3 separate regions of the Homo sapiens genome follow, and regions 1 and 2 are each linked to region 3. A link is a contact called in ENCODE Hi-C or POLR2A ChIA-PET data. All regions are on one chromosome and are shown on one strand. The core of a region is the stretch at or near the end of the contact, and the rest is flanking DNA. Distances in the headings are between cores, read along the strand shown.

Region 1 (2,700 bases), core at 113-2,612, 520 kb before region 3:
GGATGGACGGACTGTCCCACCAATGGGGACACACGAGGAGAAGGAGGAGGAAGCTTGGGAATAAGTCCAGCTGGGCCATGTTGTGAGGACATGGGGATGAAGTCTTAGTTCCAGGATGGGGCTGGGATGGAGTTTGGTGTTTCTTTTCTGTTTTTCTTTCTTTTTTCTTTTCTTTTTTTTTTTTGTGAGACAGAGTTTAGCTTTTGTTGCCCAGGCTGGAATGCAATGGCGCGATCTCGGCTCACCGCAACCTCTGCCTCCCGGATTCAAGCGATTCTCCTGCCTCAGCCTCCCGAGTAGCTAGGATTACAGGTGCCCACCACCATGCCCAGCTAATTTTTTTTTTTTTTTTTTTTTTTTTGTATTTTCAGTAGATACAGGGTTTCACCATGTTGGCCTTGAACTCCTGACCTCAGATGATCCACCTGCCTCGGCCTCCCAAAGTGCTGGGATTACAGGCGTGAGCCACTGTGCCCGGTCTCTCTCTCTCTCTTTCTCTCTCTCTTTCTTTCTTTCATCTCACTGTGTTGCCCAGGCTGATCTTGAACTCCTGGGCTCAAGTGATCCACTCACCTCTGCCTCCCCAGTAGCTGGGATCACAGGCATGCACCACCATGCCCTGCTAGTTTTTATAGTTTTTGTAGAGACAACGGCTTGCTATGTTGTCCAGGCTGGTCTTGAACTCCCAGGCTTAAGTGATCCTCCCACCTCAGCCTCCCAAAGTGCTGGGATTACAGGCGTGAGCCACCGTGCCCAGCCAAAACTGTCCATATTTGACCTGAATATTATCTCACGTATCTTTCTTTCCCCCCGCTTCCCTCCTTCCCTCCTACTCCTCCTTCTCCCTCTCCTTCCTTCTGTCTTTTTTTTCCCCTTCCTCTGCCTCTCTCTCCTCTTCCCTTTTTTCTTGCTGGGACTCAAACCTGGGACATTTGACCTGGGAGCCTATTTGCTCAATCATCAAGAGACATAATCTCATGGTGGGGTGTCTGCTGGTAAGTGCCGGGTGGCAGGATCCCAACTCCAGGCCGTCCTTCTAACCCAAGAGGCCCTGCCTCTGCCTAGAGCCTTCCGTGGCTCCCCAGGGCCCTCTGTGATCGGCCATAGTGGTATGATTCAGTGTGCAGTAACAGTGGTTCACATCTTGACGCTACCACTCACCTCCTTCAGCCCTGTGGGAACTTGCTGCTTAACATCTCTAGTTCTCACCCAATTCTCTTACCTGAGAAATGGAGATAATAATAACACGGACTTCACCCGGGTGTGGGGAGCACCAGGAGAGGCCATGCGTGTAATGTTATCCGGGTGGCAAGCCCATATTTAGGTCTATGAAAATAGAAGCTGTCAGTGGCTCTACTTTCAGAAGAAAGTGTCTCTCTTCCTGCTTAAACCTCTGTCTCTGACGGTCCCTGCCAATCGCTCTGGTCGACCCCAACACACTAGGAGGACAGACACAGGCTCCAAACTCCACTAAGTGAGTACGTATCTGGTGTGTTGGGGGTTGGCCATGGGAAGTGGAGATCAAAGCGCCCTTGGAAGAAACGACCTTGGGCTGAGCCTCAAGGGATGACCAGCAGGAGGTCACAACCAGAGAAGGGAGGTGGTGGGTGGTGAGGGGGCGGGGGTGGGGGCCGCAGTGTGGACAGAATCTCGAGGCATTCGAGTCCCTGATTTGGGGAAGTGAAAGCAGGCCATCTGGTCTGAGATGAGCTTGGTGAGTGCGCTGGGCCGATCATAGAGGGCCCTGGGGAGCCATGGAAGACTCTAGGCAGAGGCAGGACCTCTTGGGTTAGAAGGACGGCCTGGAGTTGGGATCCTGCCACCCAGCACTTACCAGTAGACACCCCACCATGAGATTATGTCTCCAGATGATTGAGCAAATGGGCTCCCAGCTCAAGGGTCCCGGGTTTGAGTTCCAGTCCCACCACTGCGTGATGGGGACAAATGACTTACCCTCTTGGAACCTCAGTTCCACTGAGAGAGGCCCCACAGAATGAGGACAGTCCCCCAGCATCCTGCCAGTAGGTTTACTGAGCACCTACTGTGTGCTGGTGCTTTGAATACTCCCAATTTACAGATGAGCAAACTGAGCTGCTCATCCAGGAAGAAGCCAGGACTCGGACTCAGGTCTGTCCAGCTGCCTCCCTGGACAGTTCCAGTCCCAGGATGGTCTCTGGGTTCCTCTCACAATGTCAAAAGGGCCAGCTTGAGCTGCCGCTAATCAGAGCCTGGCCGCGCCACACCCCACCTCCCTGAGGCTCCGAGAGAAGGGACTTACCTATAGTCAAGCAGCGAAAGAAGGTAGCCCGTGACCTCCAGGCCTGAAGGACCCCAAGTCCCATGCTCCTCAGCACATAGTAGATGCTTTAAAGTCAGAGGACTTGGTCGGGCGCAGTGGCTCACGCCTGTAATCCTAGCACTTTGGGAGGCTGAGGAGGGCAGATCACCTGTGGTCAGGAGTTCGAGACCAGCCTGATCAATATGGTGAAACCCTGTCTCTACTAAAATACAAAAATTAGCCAGGTGTGGTGGTGGGTGCCTGTAGTCCCAGCTACTTGGGAGGCTAAGACAGGAGAATCGCTTGAACCCGGGAGGTGGAGGTTGCAGTGAGCCAAGATGGTGCCATTGCACTCTAGCCTGGGTGACAGAGCGAGACTCCATCTCAAAAAATAAAAAAATAGGCCATGCACAGTGGCTCAC
Region 2 (2,801 bases), core at 37-2,536, 630 kb before region 3:
ATGCCATTCTCCTGCCTCAGCCTCCTGAGTAGCTGGGACTACAGGTGCCTGCCACCATGCCTGGCTAATTTTTTGTATTTTTGGTAGAGACGGGGTTTCACCGTGTTAGCCAGGAAGGTCTTGATCTCCTGACCTCATGATCCACCCGCCTCGGCCTCCCAAAGTGCTGGGATTACAGGCATGAGCCACTGCGCCCGGCCTATTTATTTATTTTTGTTTTTGTTGAGAGAGGGTCTTCTTCTGTCACCCAGGGTGACTGCAGTGGCACAATCATGGTTGAGTGCAGCCTCAGCCTCCTGGGCTCAAGCAATCTTCCCACCTCTGCCTCCTGAGTAGCTGGGGACGTGGGCATGTGCCACCGTGGTCAGCTAATTTTCAAATGTTTTGTAGAGATGGGGCCTTGCTATGTTGCCTAGGCTGGTCTCAGACTCCTGGCCTCAAGTAATCTTCCTCCCCTGGCCTCCCAAGGTACTGGGATTACAGACGTGAGCCACCATGCCCAGCCCCCCATACTTACTAAGCAGTCACTCCACATTCCTGCCTTCCTGCAGCCTTGGAAAACCCTAATCTGTTTTGGCCTCCCAAAGTGCTGGGATTACAGACGTGAGCCACTGTGCCCGGCTAACAAATTGTTTTCTGCCCATGCATTTATGTATTGTATGTGACGCATTTGTGCTAGAATAGCAGAGTTGCAGCAGAGAGCCCTCGAGGCCCAAAAATATTTACTATTTGGCCCTTTTCAAATGTTTGCCAACCTTTGGTCTAGAAGGTTACATTCTGGAGCAAACAGATCATAGACAGATAAAGAAAGGCAGATGCTAAAATCAGCCGGGCGTGGTGGCAGGCACCTGTAGCCCCAGCTACTCGGGAGGCTGAGGCAGGAGAATGGTGTGAACCCGGGAGGTGGAGGTTGCAGTGAGCCGAGATCGCGCTACTGCACTCCACTGGGCGATAGAGCAAGACTCCGTCTCAAAAAAAAAAAAAAAAAAAAAGAAAGAAAGAAAAGCAGATCCTGAATCTGGTCCCCTCCACTCACCCGCGCTTCCCAGTTATGAAAGGCAACACAATCTCCACATCTTCTTTCTTGGGTTTTGGGTTGGTTTGAGTTGGGGCCACGAAGGGAAGTGAAAATGATGTGGTCCTCATTGCTTTCACAGTTTCAAACCCAACTCCAGTGTTTATCAGCTGATGGGCTGTGGGCAGGTGACTCATCTCTGAGCCACTATGCTCATAGGTAAAATGAGAATGAGGGCGGCTGTGTTACCGGATTCTTTGAGGTCATATCCAAAAAACACATAGCACAAAATAAATGCTCATGAGATGCAGAGGCCAGGTGTGGTGGCTTATGCCTGTGATCCCAGCACTTTGTTTTTCTGTTTGTTTTGTTTTGAGACAGAGTCTTGCTCTGTCACCCAGGCTGGGTGCAGTGGCAAGATCTCGGCTCACTGCAAACTCCACCTCCCAGGTTCAAGCGATTCTGCTGCCTCAGGCTCCCAAGTAGCTGGGATTACGGGCTCCCGCCACCAAGCCCGGCTAATTTTTGTATTTTTAGTAGAGATGGGATTTTGCCATGTTGGCCAGGCTGGTCTCGAACTCCTGACCTCGGGTGATCCACCTGCCTCGGCCTCCCAATGTGCTGGGATTACAGGCGTGAGCCGCTGCACCCGGCCACTGTAATCCCAGCACGTTGGGAGGCCAAGGTGGGAGGATCGCTTGAGTCCAGGAGTTCCAGACCAGCCCAGGAAACATAGTGAGACCCTGTCTTTACAGACAAAAAATTAGCTGGGTGTGGTGCCGTGAGCCTGTGGTCCCAGCTGCTCAGGAGCCTGAGGCAGGAGAATCCCTCAAGCCCAGCAGGTTGAGGCTGCAGTGAGCTGAGACTGCCAAAGATTGCGCCACTGCACTCCAGCCCAGGTGACAAAGCGAGACTCGGTCTCAAGAAAAAAAAAAAAGAAAAGATACAAAAAAAAACAAGAATAAACCCTATTGAATTGGAGGTACTGAGGTGAATTCATGGTTTTCAAAATATAAAGATAAATATAGAAATAAGTTTGTGTGTGTGTGTGTGTGTGTGTGTGTGTGTGTGTGTTCCCATTTATCTACTAAGAGGACCTGGGAGCCACATACCCCAGTAACAATGGGCACACTTAACACCCAGATCATTTCTAACTGCCAATCTCCACCTAGCCCAGGGCTTTTTGGAAAAATGAGAGCAGCCTGGGCAACATAGCAAGACCCATTTCTACAAAAAATTTAAAAATTAGCCAGGCGTGGTGGCGTGCTCCTGTAGTCCTAGTTACTTGGGAGGCTGAGGCAGGGTTGGGGGGGACAAAAGCCTAGAACATCTAGTTAGGCCAGGAAGGAAGAAAAAACGATCAGCAAAAAACCAATAGGAATATGTCAAAAGGACCCAGAAGCCAGAGAGAAAAGCTTTCACTGGCCAAATTAAAGATAATTTAAGCATCGAAGGGGAAAAAAAAGAACGTCAGCAAAATGGCAGAGTAAAATTTGCCTTTCTACAAAAGCAATGAAAAAAACTGGCAAAATTTGACAGAATCAACATTTTCACAACTCTGGAAATTAACCAAAAGCTTACAGTAATTTGCAGAGCATTTAATTAAAAAAAAAAACACATAAAAAAACAGCAAGCTCTGTAGAATTTTAACTCACTCTAGTCTTATTCCTGGCTCTCCAGCTCAGAGGGTAGCCTTGAAAAATAACAGCCCACAATCTTGATACCATACGGAAAAGAACAGAGGTGCGGCTCCTTCAAAACCTCATTCAGGATCATTCAAGAAGAG
Region 3 (2,700 bases), core at 88-2,587:
TCCGTGCACTCTCTGTCACATCATTTAGTTTTAACTCTTCGATTTGTCACTAGCTGATATTTTTGTCTTTTTTTTTTTTTTTTGAGACAAGGTCTTGGTCTGTCACCCAGGCTAGAGTGCAGTGGCACCCACATGGCTCACTGTGGTCTCAACCCCCTGGGCTCAAGAGATCCTCCTGCCACAGCCTCCTGAGTAGCTGGGACTATATAGGCACACACCACCACACCTGGCTAAAAAAAAATTCTGTAGTGTTGGGGGTCTTGCTATATTCCCCAGGCTCGTCTTGAACTCCTGGGTTTAAGTGATCCTCCCACCTTGGCTTCCCAAAGTGCTGAGATTACAGGGCCTGAGCCACTGTACCTAGCCTTTGTTGTCAATTTATTCACTCTCCCCAACCAGATGATAAGCTTTGTGAGTGTATCAGCTAGCTCTTGTTGCGTAACAAAACCACCTCAGTGCTTAGTGGCTTAAAACACTCCTTTAGGAGCTCTGATGATTTCATGTGTTGACTGAAGGTTTGTCTGGCCTGGGCCTGTTTAGCTACGGCTGATGGTTTAGGGGAGCCTCTTGTGTCTTTGATGGTCAGTGGGGGTCTCTCTCCATAAGTCTCTTACCCCAGCAGCCAGGAAGGGCAGACCTCAATGTTCAAGTGCTTTTCAAGCCTCAGCTTGTATCACGTTTGCAAATATTCCATTGGCCAAAGCAAGCCATATGGCCAAGCCCAGATTCAACAGGTGGGAACATAGACTCCACTTCTTGGTGGGAGAGGCTGCAAAGAACTCATGGTCATTTATAATTTCCCACTGGGAAAGCATATTATCTGCTTTGTTCACTCATGTATACCGGCAGCTGAGAACGGGGGTTGGCCAAGGGCCAGATAGTAAATATTTTCAGCTCTCAGGGCCATATGGTCTCTGTTGGAGCTACTTAACTCTGCCTTTGCAGCGTGAAAGCAGGGTTAGACGATGTACTAACCAATAAATGTGGCCATATTCCAATAGGATATTATTTGCAAAAACAGGTGGCCTACTGGATTTGGCTCCCAGCCCACTGTTTGCCAACTCCAGGCTTAGAGCATTGCCTGCCACATAATAAGAATAGAGGCAATAAAAGAAGTCAAACATTTGGTCAGTATTTTGTTTCTGCCTCAGCTGTTCTGCCACTACCTGGGTGTACTTGCAACACCGTTCTGACACCATCCTCCTCCAAAGTTAGCATCAGACGCCACAAGTTTAAGGCTCAGCCCTCCATGAGATTTCCCTTGCTTCAGACACTGGCAGCATCTTGGGGATCCCCCAGCCACCCACACTTCTGACTAACTGGCTCTAAATTGGGGGATTCCCACAAACTGTTTGGGTTTCATAATTTACTAGAAGGAACTCACAGAATGAAAATAAACCTGGCCAGGTGTGGTGGCTCATGCCTGTAATCCCAGCACTTTGGGAGGCCATGGTGGGAGGCTCACTTGAGCCCAGAGGTTCGAGACCAGCCTGGACAACATAGTGAGATCCCATCTCTACAAAAATTTAAAAACATTAGCCAGGTGAGGGGGTGCATGCCTGTAGTCCCAGGTACTTGAGGGGCTTAAGCAGGAGGATCGCTTGAGCCCAGGAGTTCGAGGCTGCAGTGAGCTAAGATTGTGCCAGTGCACCCCAGCCCGGGTGGCAGAGCAAGATCTTGTCTCAAATTTAAAAACCCTGCTATACAATTACAGTTTTATTATAAAGGATACACATACGGCAAGATCTGGGAGAGTTCTAGATGCAGAATTTCCATATTGCCTCCTCGTGGCAACAGCATGTATCACCCTCTTGACATACTGGTGTGTCCACCAGCTGGGAAGTACTACTGAGCTTCAGCGTCCAGAGTTTTTGTTTGTTTGTTTGTTTGTTTTGAGACGGAGTCTCACTCTGTCACCCAGGCTGGAGTGCAGTGGCTCAATCTCAGCTCACTGCAACCTCCACATCCCAGGTTCAAACAATTCTCCTGCCTCAGCCCCCCGAGTAGCTGGGACTACAGGCATGCACCATCACGCACGGCTAATTTTTGTATTTTTAGTAGAGACAGGGTTTCACCATGTTGGCCAGGCTGGTCTCAAACTCCTGACTTCGTGATTCACCTGCCTCAGCCTCCCAAAGTGCTAGGATTACAGGCGTGAGGCACTGCACCCGGCCCAGTATCCAGAGTTTTAATTGGAGTCTCATTCCTTAGGCGTGATTGATTGAAATCATTGACCATGTGATTCAACACTGCCATTTCCAGCCCCCTCATCTCCCTGGAGGTCCTAAAAGCCCCAACCCTCTGATCACAGGGTTGTTCTTTCTGGTGACCGCCCCCCACCCTCATGTTATCTAGGCACCCCCCCCCCCACAAGTCACCCCGACATTCCTAACACTCCTAACAAAAGCATTCCTGTGACTCAGAAAGTTCCAAGGGTTTTTGAAGCTCTGTGCCAAGAACCGGGATGAAGACCAGATACATACTTTATGATCCTACAGTCACAAAAATCACTCTGAAGAGTTGAATACCCAGGAGTGTGAGAACAACAGCAGCAGCAACAAGGATGCCACCAATAAAAAATGACCCTTGTAGCAACGGATAAAATTGCGTTCTGTGTGCGAAGTGCTTTTGTGGTATGCTTCATTGAGTTCCTCATCACAAGCTGTGGCGTTGGTGGTGTTATTTTCAGATGAAGAAATG

Evidence for each region. A loop is a pair of places that touch in the nucleus more often than their neighbours do. ChIA-PET counts read pairs that join two places held with the same protein, here RNA polymerase II (POLR2A). Pooled maps may share reads with other maps.
Region 1: a loop to region 3 is called in a map of GM12878, with 1.8 times the contacts of the local background. The contact joins the promoter of FCER2 here to the enhancer-like site in region 3. A Hi-C loop is called at or near these places in 1 of 168 maps with a recorded cell type or tissue (GM12878), 10 of 37 single-sample maps with no recorded cell type and 4 of 50 pooled maps. POLR2A ChIA-PET finds 5 or more read pairs at or near these places in 1 of 52 experiments (GM12878).
Region 2: a map with no recorded cell type shows a loop between it and region 3 (11-fold over the local background). The contact joins two enhancer-like sites. A Hi-C loop is called at or near these places in 3 of 37 single-sample maps with no recorded cell type and 3 of 50 pooled maps. POLR2A ChIA-PET finds 5 or more read pairs at or near these places in 1 of 52 experiments (OCI-LY7).

What each region holds. Positions count from the first base shown.
Region 1 is chr19:7,700,793-7,703,492 of GRCh38, reverse strand. It overlaps FCER2 (Fc epsilon receptor II), which reads left to right and starts at 1,362. Exons shown (of 11, transcript NM_001220500.2): 1 at 1,362-1,478. It overlaps LOC105372262 (a long non-coding RNA gene), which reads left to right. Exons shown (of 5, transcript XR_936296.2): 5 at 372-413. RefSeq lists an enhancer at 1,366-1,475.
Region 2 is chr19:7,806,121-7,808,921 of GRCh38, reverse strand. The region is part of intron 1 of LOC124904628 (a long non-coding RNA gene); the gene reads right to left. Among named protein-coding and RNA genes, the nearest start is that of EVI5L, 23 kb to the left of the region's middle. Within about 2 kb of position 1,286, at least 2 of the 41 ENCODE cell types and tissues checked have a DNase peak (open chromatin) inside an H3K27ac peak, as active enhancers do.
Region 3 is chr19:7,177,913-7,180,612 of GRCh38, reverse strand. All of the region lies in intron 3 of INSR (insulin receptor), which reads left to right. Among named protein-coding and RNA genes, the nearest start is that of ZNF557, 110 kb to the right of the region's middle. RefSeq lists an enhancer at 1,319-1,418. Within about 2 kb of position 1,337, at least 13 of the 41 ENCODE cell types and tissues checked have a DNase peak (open chromatin) inside an H3K27ac peak, as active enhancers do; they include GM12878, where a contact is called at or near this core.